Regions from separate parts of the Mus musculus genome. Here regions 1 and 3 are each linked to region 2. The links are chromatin loops, found by intact Hi-C in ENCODE. Cell type or tissue: left cerebral cortex. All regions are shown on one strand.

Evidence for each region. Hi-C counts contacts between places; a loop is a spot of excess contacts. Peaks named below come from ENCODE experiments on the same cell type or tissue, not always from the same donor. Only the 100,000 strongest peaks of a DNase experiment are listed, where the experiment ranks them.
Region 1: a loop joins it to region 2, with 2.1 times the contacts of the local background. A loop is called at or near these places in 2 of 42 quality-filtered maps.
Region 3: it touches region 2 in a loop (1.8-fold over the local background); 9 of 42 quality-filtered maps call a loop at or near these places.

What each region holds. Positions count from the first base shown.
Region 1 is chr12:83,685,515-83,688,014 of GRCm38, reverse strand. No RefSeq gene overlaps it. Among named protein-coding and RNA genes, the nearest start is that of Psen1, 1.4 kb to the left of the region's middle. In left cerebral cortex, a CTCF peak has its summit at 1,302 (motif pointing left); no DNase peak of the experiment used is centred here; H3K4me3 peaks cover 481 bases; H3K27ac peaks cover 428 bases.
Region 2 is chr12:83,593,596-83,596,095 of GRCm38, reverse strand. It overlaps Zfyve1 (zinc finger, FYVE domain containing 1), which reads left to right. Exons shown (of 12, transcript NM_183154.4): 2 at 774-1,698. The coding sequence starts at 1,216. Among named protein-coding and RNA genes, the nearest start is that of Zfyve1, 2.4 kb to the left of the region's middle. In left cerebral cortex, a CTCF peak has its summit at 1,346; a DNase peak (open chromatin) is centred at 1,245; H3K4me3 peaks cover 232 bases.
Region 3 is chr12:83,641,833-83,644,332 of GRCm38, reverse strand. It overlaps Rbm25 (RNA binding motif protein 25), which reads right to left. Exons shown (of 19, transcript NM_027349.4): 2 at 1,584-1,704. The coding sequence starts at 1,689. Among named protein-coding and RNA genes, the nearest start is that of Rbm25, 11 kb to the right of the region's middle. In left cerebral cortex, no CTCF peak of the experiment used is centred here; a DNase peak (open chromatin) is centred at 1,063.

The DNA.
Region 1 (2,500 bases), 92 kb before region 2:
CTCTAGGGTTTGAGGCGCGTCTAGCGTTCTTCCAGTCTACAAGTGACATTTTCCCTTGTTTTTGGTTGAGACTGCGATTCGAGCGTTCCCTGCCGGTATCAAACATACCTTGTAGGAAAGGATGGGCTTGAACCTATTTATTTGGTTTCCATGTGTGGGGACACCGTGCCTTGTTTTGTAGTGACATTTTAAATCCAACACTTCCCATTTCTCCACAGTATTTATTTGAACAGTTCCTCAAAACGGATAAAATTTACTGTTTGTACTCTCAATAAACCAAAGCGATTGGTGGGTAAACAGAACCTGAGAAATATCCTATTAGTCTAGGTTCCGAGTCTGAAAGTCTTCCCAGATGGCAAGCTTCTAGAAAGCAAAGAATGTTTCCTATCTTGATTTTTACATCCCTCAGATTTTCCTTAATCGGAGAGACAATTATCAACAGCACACCACACATTTCACTTGGGCAAAAAACAACAGAGAAATTATTCATAATCCCAAATAACCAGAAAACGGCTAATGTGCTTAAGGAGCACACACGAGGAACTAGATTCTACTCCCAACAGAGACAAATACATCGGGATGGTGTTGTATCTGAAATCATAACACTCAGGAGGAGATGGGGCAGGACAGTGAGTTGAAATCGGACTGGGATTCCTAGCAAATTACAGGTCAAACTAAGATACACTGGGTCAAACTTCCTTTTTTCTACTTCCCAGAAGGCCTCGTTCTAAATAGTAGAGCATCCATCTCCATTTTCTCCCAACATTCTCAACCCTGCTTCAATAAACTCAGACTTCACTATTTTCATGCTTAAGATCTTGATACTTTAGTCTTTTCCGCCAGCGGAATGGCAACTGGGAGGAGACATAGCATAACCTTGGGTAGTTTTCCCTCAATCATTTACTTATACCCTCAATCATTTACTTATATGGGAAGAAGGCAGAAAATTGTAGACAGTACAGAACAAGCTCAATACACTTGCTAAACAAGCATAGACTAAAAGCCATTTGCAAACTACATTAATTGCGATCTTTTGGTAGAATGGCAAATGCTGTAAACTATACAGAGAAGCAATTTCGACAAACATTTTTGTGCAAAGATGTTCGTGGAGTACTGGTATATATATAAAAAAATCTCACTGTCCTACAACAAATCTTAGTTCACCTAGGTTATAAAACTCATGAATGGGGCTGGTGAGATGGCTCAGTGGTTAAGACCACTGACTACTCTTCCAAAAGTCCTGAGTTCAAATCCCAGCAACCACATGACGGCTCACAACCATGAGATCTGACGCCCTCTTCTGGTGCGTCTGAAGACAACTACAGTGTACTTACATATAATAAATAAATAAATCTTAAAAAAAATACTCATGAATGAAAGCTATGAGCAAGAGAACTGTCTAATGGACAAAAATGGCAGTTGTATTTACACTCAGTGTTCCAATAGATTCTTGTAAAAGTAAACCCTCAAAGGGGAGGGGGGACAGGAACTGAGTAGACTACAGATACTTCTGTTTTCTATATTCCTTTTTAGGGATATAAACACAAATATTACATAAATGACATGGGAAGACTGACACCAGGGAAGGGCAAAGGTGATTAAACATTAACCACCAATGAATATCAAATAGACAGACAATGTTTATAGAGTGCCAAGAGAAGCTAATGTATCCCACTCGGGCACCCACGGAAATATCAAGGCACACAACACTTCTAACTATGTGAATAAGATCTGAGACATTTGAAAGGCACATACTAAATAATTTTCTATTTTTTCAATGTAATATAGCATTGAGGGTCTAGAAACACTAAAACCTAAGAATGACCAAACAGTGCCAAAGAATAGTGAGAATTTCTGCAGTGTAGCATTTATTTTCCCCATTATTCAAAACCTGGCAATAGGAAGATGAGAAAACCCAGTAGCAACTAATGAGTGAAGCAGGAAATGACTTGGCCTGATTGACTAGGTCACTTAGGAGAGGAGCCTGCAAGGCAAGACTAGGAATGCAGTCACTAGAAGCCAGGACCTAGTCAATCAGGCCAGGTTTTCCTAACAATGACTCCAAGGTAAGTAATATTTGCATATGACCAGAATTCACTTTTGCTCACAGAAACTTAATGATTTCCTACAGAAATATCTTTCAATGAAAAATTTGCCTTTATTTAGAATATCGCCTAGAAATCAAAATATGTTTCCTCAGTTTCTATAATTGGGTACAACTACCAACAATGTAAAGCTGCCAGGAAAAAATAAAAAACTGTTGAACTATTCATTTTTCCTTTTGTTATCAAAAAGGAACTGAGTGGGCTAGAGAGATTGCCTAGCAGTTTAGAGGTCTGACTGCTCTTTCAGAGGTCATGAGTTTAATCCCCAGCAAGCACATGGTGGCTCAAAACCATCTGTAATGGGGTCTGATGCCCTAGTCTGGTGTGTATTCATATACATAATAATAATAAAAAAGGGAATCTGAGTATTGTCTGACTTGTTTCTTAGTATTTTG
Region 2 (2,500 bases):
ACTAGAGCTGAGAGAGTCCATTTTATAAGGATAATTGGGTTTGTAGAGGTCTTTGAGGGTGGTGTGAATTTATTGTTACAATATTTTTCTTAGCTTTTTACAGACCTCCTTTTCCATTTCTCATATATAAGGAGCAGGTGCAGAGGGCTTAGCCTCCTAAAAGCTGTCTGTTTAGTGATTTTGAATCAGAGCTTAATGAAATGAGAAGAGCATTTTACCAACAAACCAGCAAAATCTTTAAGAAGCTCTGGGTCTAGAAGTGTTTTGTTGTTACACATATTTGAGACAGGGCTTCTCTGTGTAGCCCTGGCTGGCCTGGAACTCACAGAGATCCACCTGCCTCTGCCTCCCTTGTGCAGGAGCCTCTAGGCTGGTTTTTGTAGTTAGTTTAGTAGCCAGGCTTCAGCCTTTTTTTTTTTTTTTTTTTTTCTTTCTTTTTTCTTTTTTTGGTTTTTCGAGACAGGGTTTCTCTGTGTAGTCCTGGTTGTCCTGGAACTCACTCTGTAGACCAGGCTGGCAGGCTTCAGCCTTTTGAGTGCTAGGATTTACCACCATACCCAGCATGGCAGTTGATTTCAGAAGGGAGATCCTTAGCCATGATTTTGAGATGACATTTCTAGTCCTAGAAGAAGCCACTGTAAGTTTTATAAGCAAGAATGAGGGTTCTCTCTGGGTTTGGCCTAGCAATTAGGTGCTCCTTTTTGTTTGCTCAGTTTAAGGTACACTTCTGGTTTTTTTCCCCAGATGAGTAAAATCTTCTTTTTCTGCTCTAGGTAGCCCTTGAAACATTGGCTTGAGGTCCAAGTAAATCGAACAGCTCCTCACCACCTTCTGTCATCACTCTGACTTTGTAGCTGAGACCCAAACCAATGAGCTGACCTTTGTGAACCCAGCAGACCCCTCAGCGTGTGGCAGAGACTCTGTCAAGTTCACTTCCACCACATATTTCTTTGCACTTTGCAGAGGATGAGACCATCAAATTCAGTGGACACTGCTGCTGCTGCTGATACAAGAGACTGGGAGGCAGAGAATTAAAAATCTGAACATTTGTGAGCGTGTGAAAATCCTAAGCCAGTCAGGTTTTCTTTTTTAAAGGGCTCAGAACCCTGTGAAGTGCTAGCCACCTTCAGCCTCAAAGCATTTGTCTTCCTTCATTCCTGGGAAAGTACAGTAGTGACTGTTGCAGGGTGGGTGGTTTCCAAACGAGTCTAAGTTATGAGTGCCCAGACTTCCCTAGCAGAGAAGGGCCTAAATCCGGGGCTCATGTGCCAGGAGAGTTATGCATGCAGTGGGACTGATGAAGCTATCTTTGAATGTGATGAGTGTTGTAGTTTGCAGTGTCTCCGCTGTGAGGAGGAACTCCACAGACAGGAGCGCCTTCGAAACCATGAGCGGATAAGACTCAAAGCTGGCCATGTCCCTTATTGTGACCCCTGCAAGGGCCCCAATGGGCATTCGCCAGGTGTTAGGCAAAGGGCAGCCGTGAGGTGCCAGACTTGCAAAATCAATCTCTGCCTGGAATGCCAGAAGAGGACTCATTCAGGGGGTAACAAGAGAAGACACCCCATTACCGTGTACCTTGTCAGTAAGGTCCAGGAGTCCCTGGAGGGGGAAGAGATGGATGAGGAGACCAAGAGGAAGAAGATGACAGAGAGGGTTGTGAGCTTCCTCCTGGTAGACGAAAATGAAGAGATCCAGGTAAGTCGCCAGCCATTAAGGACTCCTGTCTGTATATCCGCCTGTTGCTGGGAACTTGCTCTGCAAAACAGGAAGGAGGCAGTGCCCCTTAGAGGCAGAAAAGACCGGGGCCTCAGAAGCCTTAAGTTGTCTGGAGTCAAATTTACTTAGGTAGGTTGTTCTTGGTTTTGTTTTGAGAAGTTTCACTCTGTAGCTAGGCTGGCCTGGAATTCACAATAGTCCTCCTGCCTCAGCTTTCCAAGTGCTGAGGTTGTAGATGTGAGCCATTATGCCTGGCTTACCTTTTGTTTTGTTTTTTGTTTTTTTAGATAGGGTTTTGCTGGGTAGTTCAGACTGGCCTTGAACTGGTGATCTTCCTACCTCAGCCTCTTGAGGTGCTAGGACTGCAGAGTTAAGATTTAGTTATTTAACTACTAGATAATCTTGGGCCAAATTCATTTTCCTTTCCTCCAAGCCTTAGTTTTCTCATCTATACAATGGGAACAGTGGTTGTGAGACTGAAATGAGTCTCTGCAGGTTGCCTGCCAGTACTGTCATTAGTGGTAGGAAAAACTGCTTAAAATGGCTTAAAACACACAGGAGAATATGTAGAAAACAGTGAATAATGTTACAGATACAGGACTGTGTATCCTCAGTATTGAAGGGAAAAATATCTTTTACAAAGACTATTCTTTCAGGTGGCCTCTTTTGGTTTAATTATACAAACTTTTTAGTCCATTATCTATTGCTGTAGCAAAATACTTGAGTCTGGGTAACTTATGAAGAATAAAAAAGTTCATTTTGCTCACGGGTCTAGATGCTA
Region 3 (2,500 bases), 48 kb before region 2:
TCCCACATACCCAGGTGTGTGCTTCACAAGCACAGGATAGTGATGAGCATCCACATGAAAGTAAGGCATAGGACGGGGCGTATCGTTCCTACAAGGGGAAGATAGGTGGATTCCCAGGGATCACTGGCAAGCTATTGTGGCCCAAACAGGATTGAGTTCCAGTAAAAGATCTTGCATCACTTAAACAGAGGAGGCTAGCGAGACAGTTCAGTATATCCAAGGACCTACTGCCAAGACTGACTGACAACCTGAGTTCATTCCCTGGTACCCACATGATAGAGAGAGCCAACTATTAGCTACGCTTTGACCTCCATACCTATACCAGGGCGTATCCTTGCATTTTACACATGAACACAAATTAATAATAATGAAAAATATTAGAAGGCTCAATGTTTGATGGCCAAGACTACAAAGAAAAGAACTTACAAGAAAATACTTAGAACTAGGAATGCTGGCAACACACACACACACACGTACTCCCAAACTTGTGACGTATGGAAAGATTATTAGCCATGCTTGGTTACACAGCAAGGTCCAGACCATCCTAGGCCAGGTGAAAGCCTGCCTTGACTCCTGTCCCCATTAAAAGGAGGCAGGGAGTTATACATAAAACTAAGAAGTAAAATTTGGGTGTGGTAACAATCACCTATAATCTTATCACCTGTTAGGCTGAGGCAAGAGAATAACCCTGAGTTCAAGATTAGTCTGGGAGAGATGGCTCAGCAGCCCTTTAACATGCATTTTTAAGTATCTGCAAAGATAAACCAACTACCACTTTGTTTCCCTTTAGCAATAGTAACAACACTAATTGTTATACTAATTTAGGTAGCTTTGAGGGAAATTAGCACTAACACTTTGAGGGGAATTTCACTGCTAACTTTATTTTTCAAATTTTTAAACCTTATGAATATGGATATAGCACCTTTATATACTTATCATTTTTAAAGAATTTCCAAGCTGATTCAGAAACTCAACCACAAATACAAATCTGTCAAGCCAAGTGTGATGACTCACAACTGTAATCCTAGCATTCAGGAGCCTCACGGACAACTGAAAGGTGGTAGGGAACCTGGGATAACACATTCTGTCTCCAAACAAATAACTTAAATGCTACAGAAAAATCAGACAGTGGTGGCAGTGGTGGCTCACACCTTTGATCCCAGCTCTCAAGAGATACAGACAGGCCTATCTCTGTGGGTTCAAAGCCATCCTAGTCTACAAAGTGAGTTCCAGGACAGCTGTACTATACAGAACTCTGTCAAAAACTGCCCTCTCCCCACTACTACCCCCATAAAAAGAAAGCAAACAACCATGTTCACAATAAAACTGTCACGTATTTACTAGTAAATACACACATATACCATGCTGCAAAGATACAGTCTTTTTTAAAAGAAAAAGGGGCCAGGCATGGTGGCACAAGCCTTTGATCCAAGCACTTAGAAGGCAGAGGCAGGTGAATCTCTGTAGTTCAAGGACCCACAGCTAGGTCTTTACAGAGAAACAATGTCTCAAAAGGGGGTGGGGGCAGGGGGCAAGAAAGAAATGAATGAATGATGATAAGAAAAAAATGTGCTCAAACTTACCTGGAGGTACTGGTGGAGGAAAGCCAGGAAACTGTGGGGGTGGGATCCCTGGAGGGAGAGCTGGGATTCCCATGGGAGGGCGATTCAAATGAGGGGGGAAAGACATTCTGACTGCACCAGTCTAAAGAAAGAAATGACAAATCATTTTATTTGACACCTTTCCAATCTGATATGCCTACATTGTTGACCTTCATTTTTAGAGTATCTGCAAAATTCTAAAGTTTTCTTACCCAAAGGAGTTGGCAAAGACCCTCTTTTCTCTGTCTGTCCATTGAGAATTTTTTAAAACTTAGATCTTTTCTAAAATAAGTTCCCAAAATGTACACGAACTAAGTTCAGGATAGACTCCTACAATCATGTGGGAATACATATAAAGGAAGAAAAAAATTTTGAGGTTCAGTTAATATCAAAAATTAAATGCCAAACATCAATGAATCTTTTAAAACAAACTCAGAATCCAGGAGGGTAGCTAATTTTAAGTGTTCTGATACATTCATTTTTAACCCAATAGATCTTTGAAAACTAAACTAGCAAGGTTAACAGTATTTAATGACTCAGTGTTAGCTAGTTCTTCAAAGACAAACGTGCTATTAAATTACAAACTGAGGGGGAAGAGAGCATGGCTTCTATCAGGTCACAGAATAACTGTTCTAACATAAAGAGCCCACAAATTTGCAATAAGGTAACAGTTTGGTTTGGGTTTTTTTTGTTGGTGTTTTTTGGAGATAAGGATCTCAAGTAATCAAAGCTGGCCCTAAATACTATACAGCTAATGACAATTGTTAACACTTGACCATCCTGACTCTATTTAATTGCAAGTACTGAGATTACTGACTGGTGTATACTACCATACCCAGTTTAAGACATTTTATTAAAGCTAACTTCTAGCCAGGCCTAGTGGCACAAGCCTGTAATAC